Regions from separate parts of the Homo sapiens genome. Here all the other regions are linked to region 1. Evidence: chromatin loops called from intact Hi-C (ENCODE). Cell type or tissue: endothelial cell of umbilical vein. All regions are shown on one strand. Region 1 overlaps LINC03000 (long intergenic non-protein coding RNA 3000). Region 2 has its middle 250 kb from the start of LINC03000. Region 3 has its middle 59 kb from the start of MAT2B. Region 4 overlaps HMMR (hyaluronan mediated motility receptor).

Region 1 (2,500 bases):
GTCAGAGATTGGAGCAGTGCACCTAAAAGCCAATGAATGACAAGGATCACCAGCTACCAATACAAGCTAGAGAGTAGCAAGGAAGGATTCCTCCCTAGAGCGTTTGGCAGAACATGGTTCTGCTGACTACAACTTGGTTTTGGACCTCTAACCCACAAACTACGAGAAAATAAATGTCTGTTATTTCAAGCCACTCAGTTTGTTAGTAATGGGTTACGGCAGCCCTCGCAAACTAATACAGTGTCCTGAATTATAATAAATCATTTCAGTTTAGAGGGAGTTTGCTTGACAGATGCCTTTTAGATACAATTGTCCTGTGGGCTGTCACCCCTGCTACCATTTCCAAAGGATACTGGGAGTCCACTCATGAATAATGTCTTAGTAGCTTTAAAAGAAGATGGGCAGGTTTCTTGGTGTCCAAGTAATTTTAAATAATGATGGATCTAGGAGATATAAGTTCAGTTCACTGTGCCTACACCTAGTCATCTATTTTAAGTAAGAACCTAAATAGGAATAAAATACATAGTTGACCAGGTGCTGTGGCTCATGCCTGTAATCCCAGAACTTTGGTTGGCCAAGGCCGGTGGATCACTTGAGGTCAGGAATTCAAGACCAGCCTGGCCAATGTGATGAAACCCTGTCTCTACTAAAAATACAACAATTAGCTGGGTATAGTGGCAGGCGCCTGTAATCCCAGCTACTCGGGAGGCTGATACAGGGGAATCACTTGAACCCGGGAGGTGGAAGTTGCAGTGAGCCGAGATTGGGCACTCCAGCCTGGGCAACAGAGCAAGACTCCATCTCAAAAACAAAAAAAAAAACCACATAGTTATTTTCAGGAGGCAGCCTAAACAGCTAAGAAATTAGTTGCTTATGGGAGGTAGGAGGACACGTTATTATGGAAGAGTTGATGTGTACACATTCACCTACTCTGCCACTTGTCAGTTACATCTTTGCCAACTGAAACTGTTTAAAAAAATGCTTGTATCAACAATTAAATAAACCACCTCTGATATTTAGAAAACTTTCCTTAGCTTCCTACTTGACACTTTGCACATTTTCTCCCACAAAGCAAGTTTCTCCTCTTAATTAACCAAAGGCAAGAATGATTTCTTTCAAAACTCAAACCTATACATTTAGAAAGAAAAACACCAACCCGAGGGTAAATTCATTCACATCGGTGTGTAAAACAGACCACTTCTGTTCAAAGCCCAGGAAGTGCTGATCACGCTCCTGGCCTCAATAGAAGATACAGATCATTAAAGCTCAACCCAGTGTCTGTAGCTAGGTTGTTTATTACAAAAGTAAGAATCACTAACATGTCCTCTTTGCTAGAACCATAAATCTGAAACTTCTCTTTATTAAAACTGAGATTTGACAACTGCAATACCATAGCTCCCCCTGCTGTTCTGATGCATATTGTCAGCTGCCTTTGGCAAAATCATTTTATGCCTTTCCCTTCCATTCGGCCCTCCTCTGAGCTGTTTCTGATATCTAAGTTTCCGTTTGCTTCTTAATTCTTCATCTCACCTCCCTGTGCTATTTAGCAACCCAATGGCAATTTGGAAATCGATTTTTTATGATCCTCATGTTAATATCATCTTTCACAGGCAGTGTTGGAATGATTCTACTTTTATTTAAGATCATTTCAACTGCTCTGCTAGAGCAGCTTGGAGCCTCGGAAATGGAGTTTCTACTTGCATGGACCCCTCATACATACCTCCCTGCACACACATACAGTAGTTTAAACAAACTGGAAACAAAAGAAACGTACATAACAGCCAAAAATGTTGCTAAGAACTTTATAAAGCAACGACAGAGCAGCATCAAAGCATCTGCAAATGCTTTCTCTTTCCAAATTAATACTCTATCAGTATAAAGGAGGCCACTCACCACTGGCTATATTTTCATTTTTATAAAGTATTTTTATGACTGTTTAGGGAAAGCCTGTATACAGCCATTCCCTCCATTTTGTGTGTGTAGTTTTCTTGCTCTGAGCCAACATTCCATCACCTTGGCCAAAGTAACATATATATATATATATATATACACACACACACATATATATGTATAATTTATAAACGTATTTAATTTTTATATGTATTTAATTTATATATTTAAGGTATGGCTTGACATACATTTTGGAAGATGCCTGGAGTATAAGTTATGGGTGACTGCAGAATCCTGATCTGGTAGGCTCTAGATCCTGAAGGCATTTTTCCTAAGTTAAAATTATGCATATATGCAAGATAAGGAACATGTATGTACCCCTTGTCTGGGATAGATGGCAGGCTAAGGGACCAATTTTAAGAAGACCAAGTGGACCTGCCATCTGGTATTTGTAATCATCAACTTCCATGTATGCCTCACCACTGGACTAGAAGCTACTTGAAGACAAACATTGTAAATTGTTCTCCAGCTCTTTCAGCATCAGTACAGAAAGCATTTTATGGATCTTGTGTGGCTGAGAGAATTAATGCATGAATGAACACTGCAGACC
Region 2 (2,500 bases), 460 kb before region 1:
TTCCATATTCAATACCTAGTGCCTTAGGTTCTCATTCTTCTGTTCCATATTCACACACACATGTGTGCATGCAAGCATCCATTATTACTCTTGTCACACTGTAATATACGTATTGGTTTGGGTTGTCATGTAACCCCAACTAGACAGTACTTAAAGTGGAGATTTGCATCGCAATCATCTAGTACTTTACTAAGCACATTGTAGATACTTGACTAAATGAGTATCAGCATAAGAAAAAAGAATAGCTCTTTCAGATAGTCTAAATCAATCTGTACATATGGGCTACACTTGAATGTAACATCATACTGGGTGTGGTGGCTCACACCTGTAATCCCAGCACTTTGGGAGGCCAAGGCAGGAGGATTACTTGAGGTCAGGAGTTCAAGACCAGCCTGGCCAACATGGTGAAACTCCATCTCTACTAAATATACACCACACCTGGCTAATTTTTGTGTGTGTCATAATACGAAATAACATTAATGAACAATTTGTGTTATTTGATACTTGACCCAATACCTTGCTTGGGTATTTCTCTCTTGGCAGAAGAAAAATACTGCCTGAATGATTTTTTTTGTCTCGATGCTGAGATTTTCTGGGAAGCACAAGAACCAATGTAGTTGAAATGGAATGAGGTAGGGGAAGAGACACATCTTCAATACCTTTGTGCTCCTGTCTTTACACTGGTCCTTGCTTTATGTAACTTTTCACAAATTGTCTCTAGAAGTGCAGATGTCAACTAAAAGGCAGGCTTAGTTTTAATATCCTCTTGTCATTCTATTTTCTTTTGTTAAATTGAGAAGGAAGATGAGAAATCAGGACAGGTTCTCTATTCTCTCATATGGTATATCCGGCAGCTGGAGAATAGCAGTGGTTGACAAAATGTTCAGTTAATTGAAGCTATGTAGTGGATATTGATGATCTTTCTACATTTAATGGAGAAATAAATCTGCTGCTAGAGAAAAAAATAAAAATGGCTCTTTGGCTGATATATGTCCACACTAGCCTCTTCAGGCAAATGAAAAAATAATAATCACCTCCCCAGATGTAATATGTTAATGCTTAATTGTGCTCTACAGAACATCTCAAGTTTAAGAAAAATAACAGTGTAGCATATTCCTCGATTTTTAACTGTTAGATACAATGAAAACATAGTGAGATGAAAACATTTAATTCACACAGTAGCCTGTTGGTGACAGCAAAGTTACACAAATTTCAGCATGGAAACATACATTCAAATAAGACTATTTAGGCTTTCAAAATATTGTAAAATAATGGAAAGTATGAGAGATATTATTAAATGGGGCCATTATAAATACATTTCAAACACTCTGGTTATTCCTATTTATACATGATTCTGGACCTTTTGAGGCTTCAAACCTCTAATGGTTTGGATAAATAAAAACTGTGGATATTCCTATAATATTTCCTGTTCCTTTCAAAGAAGGGAAGCATTAGTAGCTCAGAGGTAATTTCATTTGTAAAATAAAATGACTTCTTAATAAAAATAAAATAAATGAATCTGAAAGGCTTAGGCATTAATTGTACTAAGCCCATTATAGTATCTTTTGAAACTCAGAAATTCTCAAAATTATCTTACATTCTTAAAATTTAGCCTATTTGGAAATACTGCTGTACGTTTAATCAATTTGAAAATATTTATTTACCTCTTGTTTCTCATTGAATGAGACTGATCAGTTAGGAAAATTCCTGCCATTATTATACTCTATATCAAATTCAAGCATTAGGCTCTGAGTTACAGGACTCAATACTATGTGCAAGTATAAATTAATTTGATTGGCTTTAAAATGTATGATAGCTAAAAACTCTGTGCATTCTCAACTCTAGTCCGTTCTGCCTATAATGACCTGTTATATTTCCTCTTTATGTAGTTTCTCTCCACTGTTGTCTCCAATGTTCCCTGCATTTAGAGATACTTTCCTTCACATTATTCCTTTTGTTCTTTCCTTCCTCAAGAACATCAGAAAGTTCTTGTCTTCATGCTCAATCCTTCTTTCCCGTTGTTGAATCCTGTGTCTTAATCAATTTTCTGTGTAATAAGAAGCAACATGAATCCTCTATGAAATGATCATAAAGAAATCAAAGGTAGATTTCAACTAAGGTTATAACTCTGATTGTCAGTGGTTTCCTGGATCTCTATGTTGAGAAGGATTCTGAAACCATGCTTAGTCTCAAAGGGAAAGTCCGCTATAATCAACTACCCTATTATGCTCTGCATGTATAGTTTAGGGTGGCATATATTATCCTAATCATAAGGTTGGTCTAAGGCAGTGGTCTTCTAACATTATATCAAAAACACGTTGAGGGCTCTTGAAAATACAGACTGATAGGCCCCACCTCCTAGGGGGTTTCTGATTCAGTATATGTCGGGCATGATCCAAGAATTGTGTTTTTTACAAGTATGTAATTTATGCTGTTGCTGGAGGTCCAGGGACCACGTCACACTTTAAAAATTACTGATCCAGTGCAGTGTTCATCTTCT
Region 3 (2,500 bases), 940 kb before region 1:
ATTGACCTATAATGTGAATCCTTACACAGAAAAGTGGACCAGCAATTTTGCCCTCTGCCTACAGGTTGAGTAGTAGGGAGTGCCCGTTGATTTTGTGGCAAGGGCTGGCACAGTGCTGGGAGTTGGGGCTGGGCCTTGTCACAGCAGTCTGCAGCCCTCAGATGCTCTGGGTCCAGCTGGTTAGTACCAGCCAGTCAGACAGCATTTTCTAACACTGATTGCAGCTGTGTAGACCTGGCAGCTATGTCAGGCTCCCAAAATAAAAGCTTAAGGGTCTTTTATTTTGTTACCAACTGGCCTGGTTTTGACACTTAACTGGGAACAACTAGGCTTTCAAGTGCTGGGTTATATGAGCTCAAGTTACCCACTGTGTTTTCAGATTATCACTTAAACAATCACATGCATGAAATTTAAATCTAGCACTTGCACCTAAATTCAAACTAGAATGTTACGTTAAAAACCTACAGGCTTTGTTCAATCTTGGAGAGACTTTAACTCCCAAGGGAAAAAAAGAGTCCTATTGCACCTCAATCCTCCCTAGGGTGATGGTAAGGATTAAATAGATGGCATCATTTCCATTTTACAGATAAGTTGGATCAGAAGGGTTTCTATCTTGAGTGTGCCTGGCACCTTGTTTTACATCTGTATATACTCCACTGAAAATCATTGTTTATTGGTTGAGTCACCCTATAGTCAGGAAATGGGAAAAGGAAATAAAGGTATGATTTATGTAGTTTTAGGTGTACCGTTGTTTCCATTCTGTCTGGTTCACCATCCTGGGGAAGTTTTCCTTTCTACTCTGTGTCCAAGTGTTGAATTCCTCCTACCCTGTGAGAGGATGACTACCCAGAAATGACCTCTGGGGTTATCTTGGACTTGAATGGTGCAGAGGTAACAACTGATGGTGTGGAGCCTACAAATGAATGTGAAAAGCAACAGGTCTTCCCCCGCCAGTCTCCCTTGCAGCAACCCCGCAGGAAGGCAGTGAGATGAAAAGCCAGGTATGGACCCCTGTGGCAGGGAAGTGTCCAATGTCATCATTAGGTCAGAGAATTGCACCTCCTTGCTATTCAGCTATTTTAATGACATTTTTTCCCACTTGATTTCTTCTCCTTGCTATAAGGTAATTCAGTGTGGAATGAAACCCAGAGACCGGAATCTGATTTGAACAGAGGTTTTATTGTAAGCGGTATTTGTGTTCTTTATTCTCTTTATTTTTATTTTATTGTTTTTAATTTATGTTTACAGTCAACACAATAAGCCCAGTTTTTGTGTTCTTTAAAGTGTAAGTTTTTTTCACATATTGTTCAATGTTGTAAATGTTTTATATTTATGAAAACTACAGTTTTTAGTCATAACCTTTCAAGCCTCCTTGGGAAACAGCTGCACTATTCTTTTAGACCACACGAGGGCAATGGTGTCACGTGTAAAAGATGCTCGCCTGCTGCTTTCTGAACAGATGGCACATTTGTTAGACTTCATTGGATGTATTTTTCCTTTATTGAAGCACAGGGGAATTTCGCATTTGCAGGTAGAATGGGGAAAGACAGTTAAAATTTTATACCGTATTTTTATCTCTTTGTTTATGCTGATAAAGGTAGCAAAGGCAGTTGATTTTTTCTCTTTTTTGCTGTTTTGAGGGATTGGTGTGCTAACAAGTTGAGGTCAGCATTCATTACCACAGTGACCCTGGCAGAAGATGCTCTGTTGATTTTGCATTTCATTGAAAATGTCACAGAGATAATACATAAACCCGTCTTTCCCCCCCAAACCCTCCAATACCCTTTCGATATGATTCTCATCCTGTTGTTCCTATTGGATTATCTTTGTGATTAATGTTTCTCCACGCCCATTAAGTAGGGAGACTACAGCCAGCTTTCTCTGAGGATACCTTGTGTGACCTTACTTACTCCGCGGTCACAGAAACTCTGAAGTGTTCCTTTCACGGATGGGCTTGGTCCTGCTGGGTTCCTAATGTCCCCCAGTCTCTCTGGGTTCTGGAGGTCTTCACTCAGAACTAACCAGCTCACTCTTCCTAAGGCAGAATAATGCAGAGGTTTCACCCAAAAGTAGGCAGTACTAGCATCTTTTCTATGGGAATATTTGGTTTGCCATGTTATATTGGCCTGTCCATTTTAAAAAAAATTAGTTTTCAACGCTTAAATGCAAAGACTTCTCATTAAAGATCTAGGTTTCTTGCTTTTCTTGAAACATCGGACAGCATGGTATTTCTAGCCTGAACAGCCCCTGGTGACAATCGGCAGAGCCACCTTTGTGGCTTTATGCAGTCACTGCACACACAGATCTTCCCTTTTGTTTTCCTGACACTAAGGGAGGTGCCCTTTTTAACCACGTTTGTACTCTTTTCGTTGTAATAAAAAGGAAAATGAGAATTTAATACCCATGCCCGTCTCAAAGGAAAAAAAAAAATAGAAAGGTATAGTAGGAGAGCCACATGTCTCAAGAAAAAAAAATGATCCTAAATCTAGACCTCCCTGCT
Region 4 (2,500 bases), 1.0 Mb before region 1:
ATCTGTCTCAGTGGATACTTTTGTTATTAATCTTTTCTGTTTTCTTATGATTAGTGATGCAAATGAACAGCAAGGTTTTTCATATCCCTGCTTTTGGGGGAACAATACAAAATTGTAATTAGGGGTGTTGTTCTATACTACAGCCAATCTCAGGGAACAGGAATCTTGGGAAAATAAGATAATGTCATTTTAAGAGAGGAAAGAAAATTGAGATAATTTTTTATTCCAACTCAAAAAACTGTGGTCCAATGGTCAAGAGATAAGGATTTTTATTACTAATTCTGTTAGCTAGCTGGTTGATTCTGAGCAAAACAATCTTAGTTTCTTTGATCTTCTACTTCATTAGATATAAAAGAGTTTTATTAGATGGTCTCTAAGATCCCTTCTAGCCTGGAAATTTCAAGCTTAAGAGAAAAACAAACTAAGAATTGAAAATAATTCCTCTAGGGGACAGGGAAGAAAATATTTTTATTATAAACTCTTTAGTCATATTTGATTGCTCTTGCTGTGGTGTGTATATTTTTGAAATCCGGCACTTGTTACAGAATGAATTTGATCAGCTATTTTTCTTATCTCAGTGTCCAACTTAGTCTATAAGTACACAATGCTTATTTACAATTTTTAGTTCTGTATATTCTTTAAAAGATCTCTCATAAGCTCATATGCATATCTAAAAATTTTATCACCACTTTGGAAATATATTATTTCCAAAATATCCCTGAGATTTAATAGCATATGTATATAAAAATGACTTAAAACCCATTCTGTCTATGCAAAATAATCCATTAAAGAAGTTATTAAGTCTTTCAGTAATAGAGTATTATGTGGGTTATTCATATAATCAGAATAAATCCACAAAGTCTTGTAACTCTGTAGTTTAAAATGAAGTGGCTTTAATTGTTCATGGTATTTCTCAAGTGTCTAAATGGAGAGAATGAAACTTTATTCAATCCAGATGTTTTTTGACTGGTAATCTTTTGCAGTCTTTAGTCCTGGCTAGTATCTTAAGATTTGGTTTTATAGTCTTTTATATCCTACTACCTTCTTCACCCAAATTTTTAAAGTAAAATAAGCAGGAAAGATAAGTTGAAGCTAGTAGAAAAATGCATAAAAAACATGCTTTCGAGGTAAGTCATAAATTAGGATCTGAGCTATTTAGCAGGTAATGCAGTGGTGAAGATATGAGCTATATGATTCACAGTTTCAAAGGTAAATACTATTTTCTTTCTTAGGGTAGTAATTGTAGGTGGCATTTTATCTTTCAATTATTTCTTTTTCTTAGGAAGGAGGCTGAACTGGAGAAAAGTAGTGCTGCTCATACCCAGGCCACCCTGCTTTTGCAGGAAAAGTATGACAGTATGGTGCAAAGCCTTGAAGATGTTACTGCTCAATTTGAAAGGTATTTTTCTTGGGAGCCTGCACTCTTAAATATGATGTGTGCAGAAAGGGGTGTTTACCCCAGGAAATATGTGAGCAAAGCAGTCACACAAAGGATGATTCATACTAGTTTAAATTCCATAATCACCAACCGTAAGTGGGCATTTAGCATTATCTGGTAATCTTATTGTATTTATATAATTCCCCTTTATAATTTATAGAAATTCCCCTTTCTCACCATCCACTTCAACTTTTATGTGCTGAGCCAGGTGCGGCAGCATATGCCTGTAGTCCTAGCCACTGCATAAGCTGAGGTGGGAGGATCAAGTCATGTACTTAGAAGCATTTGGTGCTTCTGCCCTACTCTCTTGATGTTATCATTTTCATAAAGAATTCAGAAGTTTTTATCTCTTGCTAAACCTATAAAGAGACCCACATTTATACTCATCCTATCTTCCCACCTATTACAGATGAAATGTCCTAGTCTTTTAATCTTCAGTGACCTCATTCTATCATTTTGTTTTCTCATAATTTGAAACCTTTTTACTGGAATTTTTCCAATCAATATTAAAACATGTTAATGTACATCTGTCTGTAAAATATATTAATTAGCTGGCCACTGTGGCTCATACCAGTAATCCCAGTGCTTTGGGAGACCAAGGCAGGAGGATTGCTTGAGGTCAGGAGTTTGAGACCAGCCTGGGCAATAGAGTAAGACCTTGTTTCTACAAAAAAAAATATTAAGAATTAGCCAGGCATTGTGGCACATGCTACTTGGGAGGCTGAGGGCAGGAGGATCACCTGAGCCCAGGAGTTCCAGGCTGCACTGAGCTAAGATCACACCACTGCGCTCCAGCCTGGGTGACAGAGCAAGACTGTCTCAAAAACAAACGAAAAATAAATAAAATACATAAGTTGTTTTAAATACTTCTCTGACCCTAACTTCCTTTTGTAGCTGTCTCACACCACCAGTCATTCCCTTCTTAACCCCAAATTCTACTCCTTTTCAGTCCTTTTCCTTCTCCTCCTTTTTCTTCTCTTGACAGAGAAGATTGTCTCTATATCCACTTCCTCACCTCCCATGCCTTCTACTTATTTTCTCCTTAAATAAAAAGTTTATTTT

Evidence for each region. Peaks named below come from ENCODE experiments on the same cell type or tissue, not always from the same donor. Only the 100,000 strongest peaks of a DNase experiment are listed, where the experiment ranks them.
Region 2: it touches region 1 in a loop (11-fold over the local background); 11 of 110 quality-filtered maps call a loop at or near these places.
Region 3: a loop joins it to region 1, with 10 times the contacts of the local background. A loop is called at or near these places in 80 of 110 quality-filtered maps.
Region 4: it touches region 1 in a loop (4-fold over the local background); 2 of 110 quality-filtered maps call a loop at or near these places.

The regions. Positions count from the first base shown.
Region 1 is chr5:164,502,952-164,505,451 of GRCh38, forward strand. The region is part of intron 2 of LINC03000 (long intergenic non-protein coding RNA 3000); the gene reads left to right. The region is part of intron 2 of LOC102546299 (a long non-coding RNA gene); the gene reads left to right. Among named protein-coding and RNA genes, the nearest start is that of LINC02143, 37 kb to the left of the region's middle. In endothelial cell of umbilical vein, a CTCF peak has its summit at 1,401 (motif pointing left); a DNase peak (open chromatin) is centred at 1,390.
Region 2 is chr5:164,047,539-164,050,038 of GRCh38, forward strand. No RefSeq gene overlaps it. Among named protein-coding and RNA genes, the nearest start is that of LINC03000, 250 kb to the right of the region's middle. In endothelial cell of umbilical vein, no CTCF peak of the experiment used is centred here; a DNase peak (open chromatin) is centred at 1,203.
Region 3 is chr5:163,563,098-163,565,597 of GRCh38, forward strand. No RefSeq gene overlaps it. Among named protein-coding and RNA genes, the nearest start is that of MAT2B, 59 kb to the left of the region's middle. In endothelial cell of umbilical vein, a CTCF peak has its summit at 1,398; DNase peaks (open chromatin) are centred at 774 and 1,414; H3K27ac peaks cover 863 bases.
Region 4 is chr5:163,477,402-163,479,901 of GRCh38, forward strand. HMMR (hyaluronan mediated motility receptor) reads left to right here. Exons shown (of 18, transcript NM_001142556.2): 12 at 1,283-1,399. Among named protein-coding and RNA genes, the nearest start is that of HMMR-AS1, 15 kb to the right of the region's middle. In endothelial cell of umbilical vein, no CTCF peak of the experiment used is centred here; a DNase peak (open chromatin) is centred at 1,560; H3K27ac peaks cover 1,167 bases.